3 separate regions of the Homo sapiens genome follow, and all the other regions are linked to region 1. Evidence: read pairs that join two places in POLR2A ChIA-PET (ENCODE). Cell type or tissue: PC-9. All regions are shown on one strand. Each heading gives the region's core, and the rest is flanking DNA. Links, peaks and the distances in the headings are about the cores only. Region 1 overlaps GALNT10 (polypeptide N-acetylgalactosaminyltransferase 10). Region 2 overlaps SAP30L (SAP30 like). Region 3 has its middle 74 kb from the start of MFAP3.

Region 1 (6,735 bases), core at 820-5,819:
TTCTCTTCTGAGCCATTTCTAGAACCTTCTTGCTTTTTGTTAATACGTTAAAACCACCTGGCAGCTTCCATTTTCCTTTCTGAGTCTGAGAAGCAAGCAGCCCAGACAGAATTGGGGGGAGAGGGTGTAGATGGGAAGAAGTTCCTGTTCTGTAAGCCCCAAGTTTCTCCAGCAAGGAAAAGGTAATCATACCTGTGGGACCTGGAATAAGAAGACAGAAGCCTTGGCTTTCCCCGAGAGTCAGTGCTGTTCGCCACACTGGCCACCTCTAGTGCTGAGTCTTTGTTTATTGAAGCCTCTTCTTCTGTTTTCCTGTGTCCTTTTCCCTGCAGTGTATTCTGCACACAGCAACCAGAGTGATCTTTCCAAAACACATCTGGTCATGTCCTTACCCTGCCCAGAGCCCTCCCCCGGCTCCCCTAGACTTTAGGATAAAATCCAGCTTCTTGCTATGGCTGCTCAGGCCCTGCTGCTCCGGCCTCTGACCGCATCTGTAGTCGTAGTCCCCTGCTCTCCCACCTGCTCGCCTTTGGCTCCCAATGTAGCTCATCTACTCCCCGACATGTGCTCTACCTGGGTCCCCAGGCCTTAATGTGCCAGTCTGGGCCTCCCTGGCCAGGTCCTCCACGTGCTTCAGGTGTCTACTGAGACATCATCTCCCCCAGCAAGCCTTCCCTGACCACCCTGCCCTCCTCAGCCTGAGTGGGTTCCTGTGGTGTCCTGTGCTTATGGATGTCTTGGTCCTAACCGTATCCCAGGACAGTCATCCATGTCCTTGGTGGCCTCCCCTCACCTACCCTACAGATGCATGAGCTCCTTTCAGGCTGTGCCTGTGTGACCAGTTTACTGTTCTATCCTCCAGCGTCTAGCACACCTCCTGCCACACAATGCATGCCAAATAATGGATGGAAGAATGGACATGGGCTGTTACCACCAGATTGAAAAACCTGCACATACTAGAATCACCTGGGCACTCTCCCAGCCAACGGCTTCGGCTTCCTGGTGCCACCTTAGTCCTCCAGATTCAGCATTTCTATGGGTGGGCCGGGGAATCTGCATGTTTAACAAGCACACGCCCAGGTGATTATAATGCAAATTTGAGAACCTCTCAGTGATCTTTCCAAGCCCAACGTTTTACAAAACAGATAACTGATCCAGAGACAGTAAGTGAATTCTGTAAGATCTCAAACACTCTCTCGCGCTCTCTCTCTCTCTCTCTCTCTCTCTCACACACACACACACACACACACACACACCACAGAGAGAGAGGGAGAGAGATTTCATTTATGAGATGACATGAACACCCAATGCTTTTCCCACTCCCACAAAGTAGACCTTCAAGAAAACCATGGTAGGCATAGGAGAATTTTTGTCTTTGTTTTAACCTTTGTCCTAAACAGATCTGATCTGGCGAATCTTCACATATTGTTTATTTCCTTTCCATAGGAAGTGCTTAGCCTCCAAGTATGGGCTACTTATTTTTTAACAATTACTTTCACTCCAAGACGTACATAATTTTTTAAACATGGGAATCCCTGATGTTTCATTTTTGTTTTGGAAATGATTTTTAGAGAAGATGAATTATCCTGTCTGATGCCATGAGATCTATTTTTATCATTTGGGATGTTGAGACTAAAACTGACAACATATTTAGTATTGCTTATAGTACTCAGTGACACTGCCTCCCTTTGAAGCCCGCCAGAGAGCCACCATGCAGGAACATGAGTTACTAATTAATTCAACCTGCTCACTGGGACAAAATGGGAAGGAAGAACCCACATTTGACACAGATAAAGTGGAGCATGTTCAAAGCGCCAGGACACCAAGGGATCAGGAAATTATGTCTCAAGGGAAGGGCTGAAGAAACTGCACATTTAGGTTTCCATGGAGGAAACTCAGTGGCTGTAAATGCCAGAAGTGCTGAAATAGGGGTGGGTAGGCTTGCAAGGAAAGTAGACCTGGACCTGAGGGTGGAAGTTACCAGGACAGACCTTCCGCTGGAATATGTGAAAGAACTTCCAAGCAAATGGAATCCTGCAAATAAGCATCCTTAAAAGGGAGTTCCCACAGCAAGAGAAATGTTCAAAGCTGGAGCCATCTGATGGGGCTGTCACAGAATGTCCTGGGTGAGGAGTGGTCTGGACTAGAAGAAGTCCAGGTACCTTTCTGACAGACTCTGGGGTGAACACAAATGGCCACAGGACCAAGCCAGTGACCTGAATGAGTCAGTCATTACTCAGCTCCAGCCAATTGCTTGGGAATGTGGGTCCAGCAAGGCCAGATCCTTCTTCTGATTTTTCAAGAAAAGACAGACTTGTGGATTTTTAAAAATATGGACTGTCCTGAGTTTTAAATATCATGCAGGCCAAATAAAGCCATCTGTGCCTGCAGGGTCTTGATTGTGACCTGCCAGTTTGACCCCTCTGTTCCAGGATTCTCAGGGTTATGTGCACTTTTGTCCTTCACAAGTAAGATAAATGAAATAGGTAGGGATTTTCCTCCTATTCAACAGATGGGCAAGTCAGGACACCGGGAGGTTAAGGGACTTCTAGATAGACGCACTCTTATAATATAAGGTAATGTTATAACAGACAAGGGCTAGAATCAGGGTACGTGGGTGAATAGGTAGTTATGTCCCTCGGCTGCTCCACTGACATTTCATTTTTTAGCTCTTCTCTTAAAATAATATTTGCTGAAGGGAGCACTGGGAAGGCCCCATCCTTCCTATATGACTGGAGCAGGGAATTCTGCCTCCCAGGGGCTCTGGGGTGAGGGGTATCCTCCCTGCACCGCTCCGGGGGTTAGGGTGCCCCTGAGTTGTGCCTTACTGAGTCTGCACATCCTGCACAGAGCTCCTGCCTGGAGCCATTCTAAAACTCAGCCGCTCCTATTCCCCAAGGATCTGTGTCTTTAGGCCTCCAGCCATGCCTGAAATTTCACCATTATAAGCCTGCTTTTGGGTGAAGGCTTCACAGGCACCCAGGAATCACTTTCACAGTGAACACAGGAAAAGGAAAAAAAACCACAGGAATGCAACCTGACATCTCTCTCAGGCTCTAAGTATTGGACTGCCAGGACTTGGGTACTGAAGAAATTAGTTTTGCCACGAAGGCAACCTCAAAAAGCCAGTCATCTTCAAGCCACATTTACAGCACTCCGCAGTGCGACTTGAGGCCTGTCTGCCTAGCTTCCTGCTTCTTGGCCTTCCTGCCACTCTTTATGCTGACACCGCGCTTACAGTAGCAGCTTTCAGACCAACTTGAGGCCTTGCTTACTTTGCCAGTGGACTGCCTGCTTGTTTTTTAAAGGATTTTTTTTTTAAGTATTGGTACTTTTTTTTCCGTGAAGCTTAGTTGAAGTATATTTGAATTACAATAAACTGCACATTTTAAAAGTGTGCAACTTGATCAATTTTAACATATATATAAACCTGTGAAGCCATCATCACAGTCAAGAGAATGAACCTTTCTATCACCTCCAAAAGGTTCTTTGTGCCCCTTTGTTACCCATTCCTCTCTGTGTCCCCTAATAACCACCTGCCTGCTTTTTGTCTTTCTGGATGAGTTTACATTTTCTAGAAATTTGTATTGAAGGAATAATATAGTATGTGTTCCTTTTTGCCTGTTTTTTTTTTTTTTACTCAGCATGATGCTTTTTGACATTCATCCATGTTCTTGTGTGTATCAACAGTGCATTCTTTATTGCTGAGTAGTAGACCATTACATGGATAGACTAATTCATTTATTCATTTACCTGTTGATGGACATTTGGATTGTTTCTAGCTTTGGGTTATTACAAATAAAGCTGTTATAAACATTTGTATACAAGTCTTTGTGTATATATATGTTTTTGTTTTTCTTGGGTAAATACTTAGGAATGGAATGGCTGGATTGTATGGTATATATATATCTTTCTAAGAAACTGCCAAATTGTTTTCCAAAGTGGCTGTATCATGTTGCATTCCCACCATCAGTGTATAAGAGTCTGGCTGCTCCGCATCCTCACCAACACTTAGAATGGTCAGTCTTTAATTTTAGCCATTCTGGTAGATGTGAAGAAGTGACATCTTAATGTCTCACATGAAATTTACATTCTGCCATGAAGAGCATCTCTTCATGTGTTTATTGGCCGTTTTATGTCTTTTGTGAAGTATCTGTTAAAATCTTTTGCCATTTTTTAATTGGATTGTCTTGTTGAGTTTTAAGAATGTTTTATGTATTCTGCCTACAAGTCTTTTGTCTAATATATGTTTTGTGAATATATTCTCCCAATCTGTGGCTTGCCTTTTTGTTTTCCTAATAAGGTATCAGTATCATCTGGCAAAATCTAGAGCATATGGGGTTTCCAGGGATAAGTAAGACATTGAAATTTAACAAATGTAGTAAACCTTAAGAATCCCGTGGAACCTGAATGTGGTACCAACATGAATATTTATCATATTAACTCTGAGTTTGGATATTATTTTGCATAATTTGAGAAAAACACTGTGTAGGGCACCGTACTAGGTGCTAGAAGAGATGGAAGGAAAGGTACAGACATAATCAGACATGGACACTGTTCTCAGGATGCCCTCATCTGTGGAGGGAGAGGCGTAAGGCATGCATTCTAATACTAATCATTATTGCATGCGTGATCTGCTTTATTGGCTTGATAATCCTCAGAACAACCCTCTGAGGTAGATTGTCTTAATTTGGCAGATGTGGAAACAGGCTTAGAGAAGTTAAGTCACTTCCCCAGTTCGTACAGCTAGGACATGGGGGACCTGGATTCAATCCCAATACTGTCTGACTTTGAAGGCCCCATTCTTAACCTTTGGGCTAAATTGCCTCTCTAGTATAAGGTAGACTGTATTAAGGAACTATAAGCAAGTTATAAACAGAGCATTGTAGAGCAAGAAGTGAACATTTATTTTTGGCTCTGTGCCAGAAAGCACCATGAAGGGGTTAGCATTTGAGCTAGGCCTTGAAGGATGTACTTAACCTTGGCAACAAAGATGACAGAAAGGGAATAACAATTGGAGGGAGCAGGCCGGGTGCAGTGGCTCACACCTGTAATCCCAGCACTGTGGGAGGCTGAGGCGGGTGGATCACCTGAGGTTAGGAATTTGACACCAGCCTGGCCAACATGGTGAAACCTCATCTCTACTAAAAATACACAGATTAACTGGGCGTGGTGGTGCAGGCCTGTCATCCCAGCTACTCAGGAGGCTGAGGCAGGAGGATCACCAGATCCTAGGAGGTGGAGGTTGCAGTGAGCTGAGATCGCGTCACTGCACTCCAGCCTGGGTGACAGAGCAAGACCCTGTCTCAAAAAAAAAAACTAAAAAACTAAACAACAACAGCAGAACAATTGGAGGGAGCAGCATAAGTAATGATGCAGAGGTGGGAATGGTCCTGGGATCTGTTGACTATAGCCTCATTTTCCTTAAGGGGAACAGAGAGAAAAGGCGATTAAAATCTATTCTCAAAAGTCCTTGAAATTTGGGCTTAGAAGTTTGAATTTGATTCCAGAGGCAATAGTGATCCACTGAAGCATTTGAGCAGCGGGGAGGGGAAGTATTATAGAAGGTTGTGTGTCCTAGAAGGACAAGGAAGTAGAGGAGGTACAGAGAACCGTTGGGGATCTTGTGGTCCCCACTGTAAGTGTTGGGGCCCCCAGCTAGGTCATTAGCCACAGAAATGGACAAGAAAGGATAAATACATAATCCAAAAGTAGTAGCCACCTTCCCCATTCATCATTCTTATTCTATCAATTCTTCTATAATCTGGGACTAATTTGACCCAGTCTCTTGCTTCCTCCTTCTTCCTCGTCCATCTGTATTTTGCATACTTCATTGCTCTCAGACGTAACAAGGGAGAAGAGAGAAACTCAATTTGTCCAGCTTGTAATTTGTTAGCTAATTCTGATAAATGAGGTGGTTCCTGGAAAAGGCAGAAACTTTTGGCTAAAATGAAGTTTTATACTATTTGTACATTTATTTATTCATTCATTAAGCTAACCAGATTCATTCATTTACCATTCATTCATCCAAACATTTATTCATTCTATAAACAGTCATTTGATATTTATGGAGTATCTAATATGTTAATATGTGCCAGACATTGTGGTAGATACTGAAGATACAGTGGACAACAGAACACAGTCTCTGTCTACAAGAAGCTCACTTCTTTTTTTTTTTTTTTTTTTTGAGATGGAGTCTCGCTCTGTCTCCCAGGTTAGAGTGCAGTGGCAGGATCTCGGCTCGCTGCAACCTCCACTTCCCGGGTTCAAGTGATTCTCCTGCCTCAGCCTCCTGGGTAGCTAGGACTACAGGTGTGCACCACCATGCCTGGCTAATTTTTTGTATTTTTAGTAGAGATGGGCTTTCACCATTTTGGCCAGGCTGGTCCTGAACTCCTGACCTCAAGCAGTCCACCCACCTCAGCCTCCCAAAGTGCTGGCATTACAGGCGTGAGCCACCACACCTGGCCTTTTTGGGGTTTTTTTGTTTGTTTTTTTTTAGACAGAGTCTTGCTCTGTCACCCAGGCTGGAGTGTAGTGGCGCAATCTCGGCTCACCACAAGCTCCGCCTCTTGGGTTCACGCCATTCTCCTGCCTCAGCCTCCCAAGTAGCTGGGACTACAGGCACCCGCCACCATGCCCGGCTAATTTTTTGTATTTTTAGTAGAGATGGGATTTCACCCTGTTAGCCAGAATCGTCTCGATCTCCTGACCTCGTGATCCGCCCACCTCGGC
Region 2 (6,735 bases), core at 970-5,969, 240 kb after region 1:
AGCCTCCACCTCCCGGGTTCAAGTGATTCTTCTCCATGTTTCCCGAGTGGCTGGGATTACAGGTGCCTGTCACCACACCCGGCTAATCTTTGTATTTTTAGTAGAGGCTGGGTTTCACCATGTTGGCCAGGCTGGTCTCGGACTCCTGACTTCAGGTGATCTGCCTGCCTTGGCCTCCCAAAGTGCTAGGATTACAGGTGTGAGCCACCATCCCCAGCCTAACCCAATTTTTATTTGTTTTTGAGACAAGGTCTTGCTCTGTCTCCTAGGCTGGGGTGCAGTCACAGCTCACTGCAGCTTCAACCTCCTGGGCTCAAGTGATCCTCCCACCTCAGCCTCCTGAGTAGCTGGGACCACAGGTGCATGCTACGACACCTGGCTAATTTTTTGGTAGAGATGAGTTCTCCACTGTGTTGCCTAGGCTGGTCTCGAACTCCTGGCCTCAACTAATCCTCCCACCTTAACCTCCCAAAGCATTGGGATTATAGGTGTGAGCCACCACGCCTGCCCCACAATTTTTTAAAGACACATTTCTTCCCACTTTCAAGGCCTGAGAGGTTTGGTAGCAGCTGGCCAACCAGAGCAGTCCCAGTCTCTCCTCCATGAGTATGACTGTGAAATCATGCCATGACAGGTGGTTGGCTGCCACTGAAATAGAACTGCACCTTGGAAGAGTTGTAGGTTAAAAAGCCACTTTTGGATCCTGGAAATTAAACCACCTACATCCCTGGGGAGGAAGGGCAAAGGGCACTCTGAGTTCCGCACATGGCAGGAAGTTCTTCAGCATTTGTCATTCCCGCCACAGCATGCAAACAACTCCATTCGCTTCTTTGTACAATGTAGAATTTGCGGTGTGATTTGTGCATGGTTTAAGGAACTTTGGTATTTTCCCCCCACATAGACTGTGAGTCGACACTTCAGGAACATACCTGTGAATGAAAAAGAGACCCTTGCCTACTTCATCTACATGGTGAAGAGTAACAAGAGTAGACTGGACCAGAAATCGGAGGGTGGCAAGCAGCTTGAGTGAGGATGAAGCACATCTTAAAGGAATGAAGTGTAATGCTTGATGCACAGGTGATATCTACTACATTTAAGCCCATAAAGACTGTTAAATATTATTGTAAATAAAAAAGTTTGAATGATGAATACTGTAAATCTTTTTGGTCAGGAGGATTATATTCTCATGATTCAGCATGTGTATAGAAAGACTTTCTTTTACGATAACTCTGGACTAAAAAAATCAGGATCATTAAAAGAATTAAAAACTATGTATTTCAGCATTCAACAAAGCATTAAATCAATTCTACTGGAAATGTGGGATAAGAAATATTTTGGTAATCACCTTATCCACCAGGCTGCCACGTGTGAGCTGTAGCTTGGAATAGCAGCAAGGTGCAATTGGCCATGGAAGTGCATGAGCAGACCCACATCTGGACTTGCATGCTGCCCGCTGGCGACATAGATATCCCGCCCGCTTTGTTGCAAGCTTTGTCATTTATCAGCAGATCAGTTTGACACTGGTCCCCCTCACTCACCCTGTGCCTTGTACACAGTAGGCACTCAATCAGTAGGTATTGGCTAATTGAGCTGTCACTAATAGTGCCAGCCTTGTAACATCCGCTTCACACCTCTCATGACTGAGACCTCTGCCATTTCTGTTGCTCACCACTTAACTGCTAGAATGTGGAGGAAATCCTGATGCACCAACAAGGAAGTTTCTGATCAGATAAGGATTTCAGGACAGTTGCATGTGCAAAACTATTCGTTGAGGTTCCAGAAACACTGATATAGAGACCCTCACAGAAGATACGGTCCCTTATGCACCCCACTATGCTTCACTCTTTGGGGTGCAGTTAGATATTATGACTTCAGCCAAGCTTCTTGGTAATAAATGCATTGACACACTGACATATTTAGTAGGTTGGGGCAAGTATTTTTAGAAGTTTTCATCCTAAGTTCACAACCACCATGCAAGCTGCCAGGGGCCATGTGATTCCTGCCCAGAAGTTCAGCTTAGGATTGAAAGTCTGGCTGGCCTTGACTCCCTGGGCTCTGGTCATCAGCAAATCATGAGTTTGGGCAACAAAGGTCAATTCCATCTGATGCTCATTTTTGTGAACAATTTGCCTCCCTCTTAGGGAGAAAGATTGCTAAAATAATTTTTGAAAATTACCTAATTTTTTTGTTGTTCAAAACGTTGAACTCCTCAATCTAATTATATCAGAGCCAAAGTATCCTGTGAAAACAAAGCTTTATATCCAAAAATGTGCTTTTGCAAAATTCTTTAATCTGTGTAATGGAGGGCAGAGGGTATGGGGTAGGAGGGTGGGAGAAAGAAAAGAAAAGAATTTGGATTCTAATTTATGACCATCTTGACATATGGTCAAAGGTGTCATTTTCCTACTCAGTTTCAATTCTGAGTTAATTTCTTAAGCCTTAAATAATAAGAACAATGGACAGCCTGGCCTGGCAGAGAGTTTCACAGATGACTTAATCTGAGCACCATCACAGAGAAGTCAGGACTAAACCCCCTACTGAGCAGGGCGGCGGAGTGTCCAAAGGTCTCAGTTCTGTGGAGCAGAGTACCACGCTTTCTGTGGAATGGGGACAGGGTCACCACGCTCACTAAAATGCAGTATGTTCCATTGCAGCAAAGCTTTCGCCTGTGTTCAAAATGCATGTCTAGCAGATTGCAGCCTTTTAAATTAAATATATATAAATGGTTGTATATAGAATATACTCTGGACTGTGAGGGCATCCTATTTTGGTATGCCTCCTGGCTGTGGATGGCATGTCCAGTGCTCTGTGAGTGTTTTCAGTCATTCACATTCACTATGTGTTTAGAGATTCTCTCCCTGCTTACAGCTGAAGGATGTTGATACAGGCATCAAGAAGGCTGAGGGGCAGATGGGGCCTGCAGGTTAAGGCATTGTTAACTTGCTCCATGGAAATGTCCATATCTTAATGAGTAAAAAAGTGTATTTTTCTGATACGTAAACCAGAATTGTGGGCGTGTAGGTCACATCACTATTTCTTTAGCAGCAAATCTGTTTTCCCAGTTGAGAGAGACAATAGCTTCTGCACAAGAATATATGATGGTAGGATCCATCTGTTCAATTGTGTCTGAAAGAATCTTTATTCCAAAGCGAAACCTGGGGAAATGTTTTACCTTCAGCCAGATGCTGTGTGTGTACTTGGGTCCCTTGTCTTTCCTCTAAGGAGAGGTGCTTGTGGAAAGTGGAGGTTGTGGGCATCTTTTCAACCTTTTCAATCTGACCTTTCAACAGGTCAGGTGAGAGAAAAGACAAAGCTATTTGAACCTATGTTTTTCTTATGTCCAGAAATCTGTTCTTTCATCAAACCACTAAACCACTCGCCTTAGCCTCTTCTGCAGTTTCTGGTGGCTCTATCTGTGGGCAAGGGACTCCTGCCTGTGAGAAGTGGCCAGGCCCTCCAGAGCAACGGGGTCTGGCTTCAGGGAGCAGTGGGGTGTGGGGAAAGCAATGTTCATCTTGGCTGCTCCATTTTTATACCATCCATCAAGGACTCTTGCGCTTCTCTCCACCTGTGACGTAGCAGCATTGCCTTCTTTCCTCTTGGTGCTTCTGGGCAAAACTGGAATTTGAAATCCAGAACTGGCGTTGTCTTCTTAAAGAGTATGGTTCCTGCCTCAGTTCCAGCCTGGTATGGTTCTTTGATATGCCCTGAAGGTTCTCACATGGAAACATCAGTATCCTGCCATTCATGTTGTTTTAAGATGTTTTAAAAACCAATGGACAAACTTCTTGCTTCAAGGAACAAACTCTTAGGTTGGCAACAGCATATAAAAAAAAAGATCACAGCTGAATCTCATGAAAGATTAAAAACCAAAGGATTCAAGACCGGTGTTGTAAAATGAAGAGGAATTTTACTTACATGTTACAGCTGCCAAGTTTTTAGATGTTCCTGTCATAGCTAAATAGTCACTGCTAGCCTTTCAGAGAACAGATAGTAACAATTGTTTGCAGCTGCAGTGTTGCATCTAATTTTGGTGTTTAGGCTTTTTATTTTGTGGGAAGCTTTTTGTTAATATCCTGCAGGGCAACTGCCTGTTGGGAGGGAGAGGATGGAAGAAGGAGCTTACTCTGGGGGCCTTGCCTATTGAGGGAGGCTGTTGCCCAGAGCAGTTGCTTCATGGAAGTCATCCAAAGGCGCTCTCAGTCATTACAATGACAGGATCTCAAAGTTGGGAAAGGGCTGTTAAGTCATCCAGTCTAGTCTCCACATAGGTGCTGACATTCTGCCTACAACCATCCCACCAAGGGGTTGAGCAGTCTGGACTTAAACACCTCCGAGGACAGAGAACCCACTACCTCGTGGAGAAGCCTGTTCTTTGTAAACCTCTGGCTTTTCTATGTTCTCTGTAATTTCCATCTTAGTCTCTGCCCCATGGGGGCCACATGGGACAAGTTATTTTTGGCAAAGCACCTAATTGCTGGCACTGTCCCAAAGCATAGCGTTTGCCTTTTGGAAAGAAACAATGCTAGGACATGGACACTTTGGTACACTGTCCTTACCCCTGAGTATTAGTCCACTCAGTTCCTTGTTGGAGAATGTTGAGAAAACCCTACTGGCTGGCTTGTTTCTGCCAAAGCTTGGGGAGAGGAGAGGGGGATGAGAAGATGTTAGCAGCCTGCTAAACCTCAGACAGATGAGGACTCAGTTCTGTGCTTGCCCCACAAAAACGGATGCTCACATCATCAGGAAATTGTTCAGCTGGAGGATTTATAACTTCGTTGCTTTGCATGAAGTTTAAAGTTTTCATGGTTGCCCAGGGCTTGTACCTTAGATTCCTGTAAGGACTTTGCACTGTTTTTGCTGAGAAAACAACGCTTCAGGACTTAAGGTCTAAGCGTCAGAGAAGTGCCGTATTTTCAAGGTGGAAAGTCTGTTAAGCTTGCTGTTGTCCAATCATCCGTTTTTAGAGATGGGGAAACTAAAACTCAAAAAGATGTGCCTGAGGTCATATGGCATTATCAGAACCAACCTCTGGCCCTCTTGACCTGTCTAGCATTCTTTCTTTCTGACCTATAGGATGACTCTAATTCAGTCTAAATCGGCTGCCCTCAGATTCTTGAGAACTTAAAATTGAGCAGAAATTCCCAAGGCCAACCTAGCTCTCAGGGACCAACCTGCAGAACTCAAGATTGAGCGAAATGTTTAGGCCAGTTGAGTTTTGCAAAATGAGTGGTAAGGGAAAACAGATCTAGCCTGTTATTTAAAACCAGGGTTCAAAAGCCCTATTGGGAGAGGTAGTATTGTCCTAGCATTTAAATTCTCATGAAATGTGCTTGGTCTGTGATCTCTTGGTCAGATATCTGCCTTCCAGGCGATCCTTTGAGGTTGTGTAATTCAGCTGGCCCTGGCTCCTGGTCCCTGTTACTGAGCTGGGCAGTCGAACCGAAGGGCAGATGAGCTCAAGATCATGCCTTGGGAAGCATGGTGCTCTAGGGGTGCCTTTTTATTCCTTTCATTGTATTATAGACTGTTTCCAAGTTTATGGTTAGAAATGGTAAAGTGGGTCTGGTGTTTTGAGGTAGAACCCAGCCTAGGGCAAGATATGAACTGTTCTTGAGGTAGAAATGTCTACAGTCAGTTGTTTCATCTAGCTTGCATCTTAAAACACAAACCCTTCAGTTGCTTTCACTTAATGCACACATTTGCCAATGACAGAGGGTTATACAGGATCCTTCTTTTACATTTCTATTGTCTGCTACGCTCATCAGAGTATATTTTGGGGTACAAGGTTTTGGGGGTTTTTTTTCCCATTTTGTAACTGCCTTATTGAAAAGTAAGTGCCCTTCCATTCCAGGCCTCCTCATATTGTACTTGTTTCCTGCCAAATCTGGGGGATCATTTGTATTTTAACTTCGTAATCTATGGCTCTGTACTGTTGAAAGGCTCTCAATTCTGTGGGGTCTCCTTAGTATGTATGTGACTTTTCATGTTGCAATATCACACGATGGGATGGCCCGACTTTTGCTCTTAATAAATAATCTGAATGAGTAAGAGACCCTCTGTCTTCCCTTTGAATTTTTATATAGAATTCAGATGCTTTCACTTCCACATTTGGCCCCTGGCAGTGTATTACAGTGATTAATGACAGTGGTCTTTCCTCCCAGCTCCAAATACTAGCACCTACATCCCCAGTGCACACTGAGTTTAGATCCCAGAAGGTTAGGCCCAAGTTCCAGTACTGCTATCCCATTCACTCACCTGGAAAGAGACTGACTGGGTCCAACAGCCTGAGTCTGGAGCTCAACTTCCATGTAGTGTACTGGATGCACTGGGCAAATAGAGTTCTCTCTCTGGGTCTTCAGTTCTCCATCTAAATAAACTGTATGGAGGATTGATTGCACATTGAAATATCTGCAGAGGGTGAGCTGCAAACTGGAAAACTCAGGTCCCTTCTAAGGGCAGCCACTACTCAGCTCCCCGCTACTGTAGCCTTATGGGCACACCAGCCCTGTGTGACCGGGTCTTGCAATTTGACTGGAGAAGCTGGAAATTCAGATCTTCATGTAAACATCCCAATGTTTAAATGTCTCAAAGACATTTTTAACAGCGTGTGACCTGGAGTTTCTTCACCTACAGTAGAGTCTTGCTATTTAAAGTTGGTCCATCATCTGGGCACTTGTTGGAAATGCAGAATCTCCCAGCCCCTCCTGCTGGCCGTCTACTGAATCAGAATCT
Region 3 (6,735 bases), core at 762-5,761, 110 kb before region 1:
AGACCAGATGTGATCCCAGGCTGCCTGCCTGAAAGCCTGTGCTTATAAAGTACTTTGCTATTCTGCTGGTCTGTGAAAGGCACCATTAAACACATTATTTAATTCAGATCACGACAGGAGATTTAGGGAGACACTAGCCCACCTGGGGTTGCTTTTTCCATATCTCACTTGTTCCTGGAGATAAGTGAGCTGCAGAAGGATCAAAGCCAGGAATAAACAAGAGCAAAGAAAATGAGAGCCAAAAGGGCTACAAAAAGATGATTTAGTTGAATGTCTTCATTTTAAGAAGGAGAGACTTGGAAAGGTTAAATGACTTGCCCATGATCACATATTTCTTAGAAATATCAACGCAAGTTCTACATTTAGGAAGAGGAAGTGAAGTGAATTAGCTAGTCAGGTATAGTCTAGGCTCACAATCAAACTGAGCTTGCAATTGTGTAGATTTTGCATATAAAGAGGTTTTTGAGGGAGCCAGAATTACCTGGGGAATTGCCTCCATTTCATTTTCTTCTATATCCTATCAGAAAAAATGGTCCCCAAAATCTTAGCAAGGGGGTAGTGTAGCCATTTCATAGTTTCCTTTTAAAAACATGGAATGTCAGGGGAACAAATATCATCTGAGATCATCTAGGCCAATCTTCATTTTACAGGTGAGAAAACCAAGGCCCAGAGGTGAGGGGATGTGTCCAAGGTTGGCTCACTAGTGGGTGCAGAGCCAGACAGGAGGCACTTCCCGTCTCAGCCTCAGCCTCTATCTCCACCGGCATGGCTAAGTGCTGCTGTCAGCTTCTCACCCGCTGGGCTTCAGTCTCTTCCTGGGAAGCATTTTAATGATATTGTTTGGAGGCTCTGCACCTCATTCCTCAGGGGTTCAGGGATGGGGGGACAGCTAGCCTAAAAAATGCTCACAGCTGGATTAATAAGAGAAGTGACGCCTCTGAGTTCCTGCACTTCAACAGAAGGTCAGGGAACACAGCTGTTTCTCTCTCTGCTTCCCAGATGCTCCCAGCGAGGCGAAGATGCTCCCTGGTTTCCTGCAGGAAGGAAAGGAAGATGTTCCTTGCTTTCCATGCATGCTTCATGTTTATTGTGTGAGTCAGATGCCTCTTCCTCCAACCAGTCTTTCCTGACTCCCCACAGGATCAGAACTCCCTCCTCTGAGCCTGACTCCCACAATACTCTCAGCAGACAAACTCTGATAGCACACTGATGGACTAGCTATTGCTGATCTCCCTGACTGTATTAGAAGCTGCTCAAAGGCATGGATCCAATCTGATTCATCTCTCCTCCCCACGTCTCAGCAACAGCACACCTTGCACACAGTCATAAACTAATTGCTACCATTTATTCAAAGATTGTCATAGACCAGGTTCAGGGCCAAGCACTTTGCATACTTTATCTCAGTAAGTTCTTCTGCCACCCTGCAAGGAAGGAATTATTGTACCCATTTTATGGATGAGAACACTGAAAGTTAACTTGTTCACGGACTTTATCGCAGAATTAGGAAATTCAGGCAGGGCACAGTGGCTTATGCCTGGCTCATGCCCAGCGTGTTGGGAGTCCAAGGTGGGAGGATCGCTTGAGCACAGGAGTTTGAGACCAGCCTGGGCAACATAGGGAGACCCCATGTCTAAAAAAAAATTAAAAATTAGCCAGTCATGGTGGCATGCACCTGCAGTCACAGCTACTTGGGAGACTGAGGTGGGAGGATTACCTGAGGCTGGAAGGTCAAGGCTGCAGTGAGCCATGGTTGTATAACTGCACTCCAGCTTGGATGACAGAACAAGATATTGTCTCAGAAAAAAAAATAAAGTAAAATAAATTCAAAACTTTCCATTATGTGTTCCTTCCCCACCCTTCTCACTCACTCTCCGCTTTTCTTCAAAGCCCTCAATATTTTCAGCTTCCTTCTGCCTTGGGGCCTTTCCCTGAGCAGTTTCCCTGGTAGCATCACATGCCCTTCTTCACCCAGTTAATTATGGTTTCAGATCTTCAGCTCTTGGCTCAAAAGGATTTCCCCAAGGCAGACTCTCCCAACCCCTAAACCATGTCATACCCTCTTGTAATCAGCTCTCACAGCTTCCCTAGTTTCTCCTTCATGGCATTTACCACAGTCCGTAATTCCATGTTTTGTGGGATTATGTGATTACCATATGTCTCCTCCATCAGTACAAGCTCCATGAGGCCAGGCCCCTTGTCTGTTTTGCTTATTATTTTGTCCCCAGTGCCGAGCACAGCACCCAACATATAATAGATGCCTAAAAAACATTTATCGAATGAGTATCTGACTTCAAACACATGCACTAACTAGCATGTGGTGAATAATTCTGAATAAGTGGTTGCTAATAAATGATTATATCAATGAAAGCATGGATGGAGGAGGTGATCAACCACAAGATTTCAGTTGGGAAAGATCAACTGCTTGGCACCTGGAAAATGTGGAGGCCCAACAAGCTGCTGGTTCACTTTCCAACAAAGCAGGCTTCCAGTTTGGGGAAAAAAAAGAAAACAATTTGGTTTCTCACTTTCACTTTTCAATAGCTATTGGGAGTCCTTGGCTTGAACAGCCCTCAAATGCAAATGAAAGAACAGGTGTGCTTATATCAGAACTGAGTAATCAGGGCATCTCTGTTACTTCTTCCTGAGAGCTTTGCACTCTGCCTCCTGAAGGAGCTACTTGATCAGCCAGGCCCTTGAAATGATGTGGGCAACCATTTCTTTTTTTTTTCAAATTGGGTTTTTAAACTTCTACTTAAAGGAAGATTGAAAGTGGGAGGGTATGACCTGGGGTAACTGGCAAGACAATACCAAGGTTTCAAAGACATTCTGGATGAAAGGCCCAGAGGCCATGTGATGGAAAGGAAGAGAAAGGGAGAGGAAGGGGGTGACATGCTGTAAGCCTCTCTGGTCTTCTCAGGAGGCACACTCCCTTTTCCCTGGGGATGGAAAGACATGAGCACATGCAGTTAAAAAAAAAATGTGGCTGGGTAGAACTCCAAGCCTAAAGCTTCTCTGTAGAATCATATAAAGTGGAGATTGGAAGGCACCTTTGGGTTGGATCATCTGGTCCAGCTTTTCATTTTATATCTATCCAAAGCCCAGAGAGGTGAGGGATCACCCTAGGTCACACTGAGACTCAATGCAGAGTCCACCCTGAAACCCCAGGCTCCCGATTCCCACCCCAGGGCTCTGTTCATTACATCAATATTCCTTACTTAGTAGATAGTCCAGTGTGATGGGCAGAATAATGATCCCCCAAAGCCATCCATGGTCTACTAATAATTCCCATCACTTGTGAATATGTTACCTTATGTGGCAAAAAGGACTTTGCAGATATGATTAAGGATCTTGAGATGGGGAGATTGTCCTGGATTGTCTGGGATAGTCCCAATATAATCACAACATTCAGATAACAGGAAGATAGAGGTGTCAGAATAAGAGAAGATGTGATGACAGAAGCAGAGGTTGGAGTGATGCAGGAGGCCTCCAGAATCTAGAATAGACAAGGAAAGAGATTTTTCCCCTAGAACTTCCAGAAGGGTTGTAGCCCTGCTGTCCCATTTTAGACTTCTGACCTCCAGAGGTGTAGGATGACACATTTGTGTTGTTTTAAGCTACAGAGTGTGCAGTAATTTGTTACAGCGGCAATCAGAAACTAACACAGTCAGTGATACCATTCAGCCCACATGCTAAGGATGCAAATCTCTCAGAAGACTCAGGGAATCCCACCCATACCTGAGTGACAGTACATCCTAGTGATTATGAGCATGCTCTGTGGAAATAACCCCAACATTCATCCATGGGAGAATAGATACATATTTCATAGTGATTTCACACAATGTGAAATACCACATGATAGCGCAAAAGAACAAACTTCTAATACATGCAATGACATGGAAGAATCTCATAGACACACCACTGGAGAGAAAGAAATGAGATGCAAGAAATTATGTACCAAATGATTCCATCTACATCAAAATCCAAGCACAGGAAAAATGAATCTATGCTGATAAAAATTAGAATGGTGGTTACCTCTGGAGGAAGAGTGTCACAGGGGAGGGTGATGAAGGAGCCAGCTGGACTTAAAATGTTCTATAACTTGATTTGGTTACAAGAATGTATATATGTAAAAATTTATTGAGCTGTACACTTAGGATTCATTCACTTTACATAAGTTATACTATAATTAAAAAGTTTTAAACCATTAAAAAATCAAAATAGAAAAATAAATTCATCTGATGAGCACAGGCTCTGGAATCAGACTCTCTGAGTTTAATCTTGGCTCCATCATCTCCTACCTGCATGACCTTAGCAAGTTGTTGAACCTATGAGACTGTGTTTCTGTGTAATTGGGATATTACGAGCTTCCACCTCATAGGGTTGTTGGGAGTTAGCAGATATGAAGTGCTGGCAACTGTTGCTGTTACATAGTGAGTGCTTCGTAAATGCTGGTCATTCTTACTCAGGGTATAAATGGTATACATTATTACTCAGGTGTAAATGTGATGGTGTGCTGGAGCCAGCCTGCACCAGCTGCTCAGATCTCACTGTGCACATCTCTTTCAACTCCTCCATCACAGACATTACATTGGCAGCTTAAAATTGGCCAGGGTGGGAATGTTTACACCACAACAATTGGCAATAGCTATAAATCAGTGCCTTTTGTATTTGCTTGGAAAGCCAGTTGTTAAACACTTATCAGCACATCATTGTATAAGTGGCTAAACTTAGGAAAGGGGAGAGAAGATGGGGGACCTGGAGAGAGGAAAGCAGAATCTGCCACCTTCTCTCCACTCCTCAGTGGAAGGTGCTGCTACAGCCCAGCCCCTGGAAACTTGCTTATGGGCCTCTTGACAACATCAGTGTCCCCTAGTCTTTCCTCCCCATTCTTTAACCACTTATTAATGCCAACCCAATCTCTAGGACACCATCTCCCCTCAATATGTTCCTTATGAGAGGCCTGGACAATCTTCTCACCCATCTCCTAGCATCAGAGACCCCTTGAACGAGTCCCTTCCCCTGCCAGGCCCTCCCCAGAGAGCTGGCCCAGAGTCTGGCTCCCTGTTTCTACTCGCTCTCTGTTCTTTCTCTGCCTGGAGCCAGCCGCTCTTAGATCCTCTTTGGACCAGCTGTTTCACATGGTTAGTGTCTTAGCTTAAATATCACCTACGCAGAGGAGCCCTTTTTGACCACCCTCAACCAGTCTCAATCACACTATTCATCACTGACGGAAAGTCTCATGTACATGACTGCTTAACCTTGTTTTGCGTCTGTCTTCCCAACCAGGATGTAAGTTTCTGGATACAGACTATTTTTATCATCCCTATTCTACATGGCAGAGAAGTTAAGTAACTCATCTGTGGTGACAAAGCCAAAAGTGGCAGAGCTGGGATTTGAACCCATGCCTTCTCAGGGTAAACTGGCTACTAGTTGTATAGGCAACTGGTAAGTCCAGAGAGAAGACAGCTCAACTAGACCAGAAGGCCAGGGGACCCACTGCCAAGCTAAGGAGTTTGGCTGACAGTTTGAAGTGGTAAAGCCCAAAATCAGTGCCAAGGCGGGGGGAACACTAATGGGCACAGGGGAAGCAGTGAAGCTGTTTATGCAGAGTGTCTTTACTCACTTATTTATAGAGGATGAGATGTTAATCAAGGGCTCATTCTTGGAGCTGTCAGTGCCTTCTCCTACAGCAGCAGGTGTGATGAGCCGGGGCTAGGGAAGGAAGCCAAATTATCTGCCTCTCTCTAAGACTCATGCCGCTCCCAGGCATCCCGGTACCCAATCCTCTGGCCAGAAGCTCCATGCAGAAAAGTGGGGATCAGAAATGAAAGTGTGGGAAAGCCAGCTGGGGCAGTGGAAGGAGCACTGAACAGGAGTTCTCAAGCCCCATACGACTGTGTAGAGCACTTAGCACAGTTCTTGGTACGTGCTAAACCTCCAAGAAATAGTTGGCGGTGGTGGTGCTGGTGGTGGTCCTGGCTCTGTGTGACCTTAGGCAAGTCATCAATCTCTTTGTGCCTCCCTTTCTTCATACACAGAAGAAAAGTGAAAGAATTGCCTCCAGAGCCCTCAGAGTGGGTGGGAGGTCAGATACCTTGCACAGCCCTCAGCACAGTAGTAGGCCCCCCATAAATATTTACTGAATGAGTGTCATATGTGGTAACTACAAAGCCCTATGAAAACATAAGTAGTGATTATTTCAACGGCCATCTGAAAACGGAATAAGATGTCTGGGCAGATGGTAAGTTTCCCACCACTGGATTCACTCAGAGAGAGAGGCGATGCTTGCATGGGGCAGCAGCTGAGATTCCCCTCTGAGGAAGTGGTGCTGTTCAGTGATTTAGCTTTAGAGTCCAAGAGTGTAAGTTAAAAATCCTAGCTCAGCTACTCATTAGGTATGTGGTTTTGATTAAATTCTGGAACCTCTGGATCCTTGCTTCCCTCGTCTCTAAAACTGGGATTGTCACAGTACCTGCCTTATATGATTCTTTTGAGGATTCAGTGATTGAATCTTTTGAGGATTCAATGAACAGGTAACTGATTTATTAAGCCATCGACAGGCAATGCCTCCTTTTTCCCTTTATTTTTACTTCTAGTTGTACTCAGCCAAATCCACTACCTTACCCATGTGGTAATGATGATTTCAGCAGATACCAAAACATTCTGGCCATGAAAAGTCCAGTCTAATGTAAAACTCCTGCTTGATTTAAACCTCATTTCTTCCCTCCTCCTGGT

Evidence for each region. Peaks named below come from ENCODE experiments on the same cell type or tissue, not always from the same donor. Only the 100,000 strongest peaks of a DNase experiment are listed, where the experiment ranks them.
Region 2: POLR2A ChIA-PET joins it to region 1 with 7 read pairs; 3 of 35 experiments call an interaction of 5 or more read pairs at or near these places.
Region 3: POLR2A ChIA-PET joins it to region 1 with 9 read pairs; 2 of 35 experiments call an interaction of 5 or more read pairs at or near these places.

Annotation. Positions count from the first base shown.
Region 1 is chr5:154,218,612-154,225,346 of GRCh38, forward strand. The region is part of intron 1 of GALNT10 (polypeptide N-acetylgalactosaminyltransferase 10); the gene reads left to right. It overlaps LOC107986465 (a long non-coding RNA gene), which reads left to right. Exons shown (of 2, transcript XR_001742939.1): 1 at 1-1,080; 2 at 1,447-3,822. Among named protein-coding and RNA genes, the nearest start is that of GALNT10, 31 kb to the left of the region's middle. RefSeq lists enhancers at 181-687, 688-1,192. In PC-9, for the core only: no CTCF peak of the experiment used is centred there; DNase peaks (open chromatin) are centred at 2,230, 3,070 and 5,010; H3K4me3 peaks cover 629 bases; H3K27ac peaks cover 4,057 bases.
Region 2 is chr5:154,454,999-154,461,733 of GRCh38, forward strand. It overlaps SAP30L (SAP30 like), which reads left to right. Exons shown (of 4, transcript NM_024632.6): 4 at 902-6,055. The coding sequence ends at 1,030. Among named protein-coding and RNA genes, the nearest start is that of SAP30L, 12 kb to the left of the region's middle. In PC-9, for the core only: no CTCF peak of the experiment used is centred there; no DNase peak of the experiment used is centred there.
Region 3 is chr5:154,109,865-154,116,599 of GRCh38, forward strand. No RefSeq gene overlaps it. Among named protein-coding and RNA genes, the nearest start is that of MFAP3, 74 kb to the left of the region's middle. In PC-9, for the core only: no CTCF peak of the experiment used is centred there; no DNase peak of the experiment used is centred there.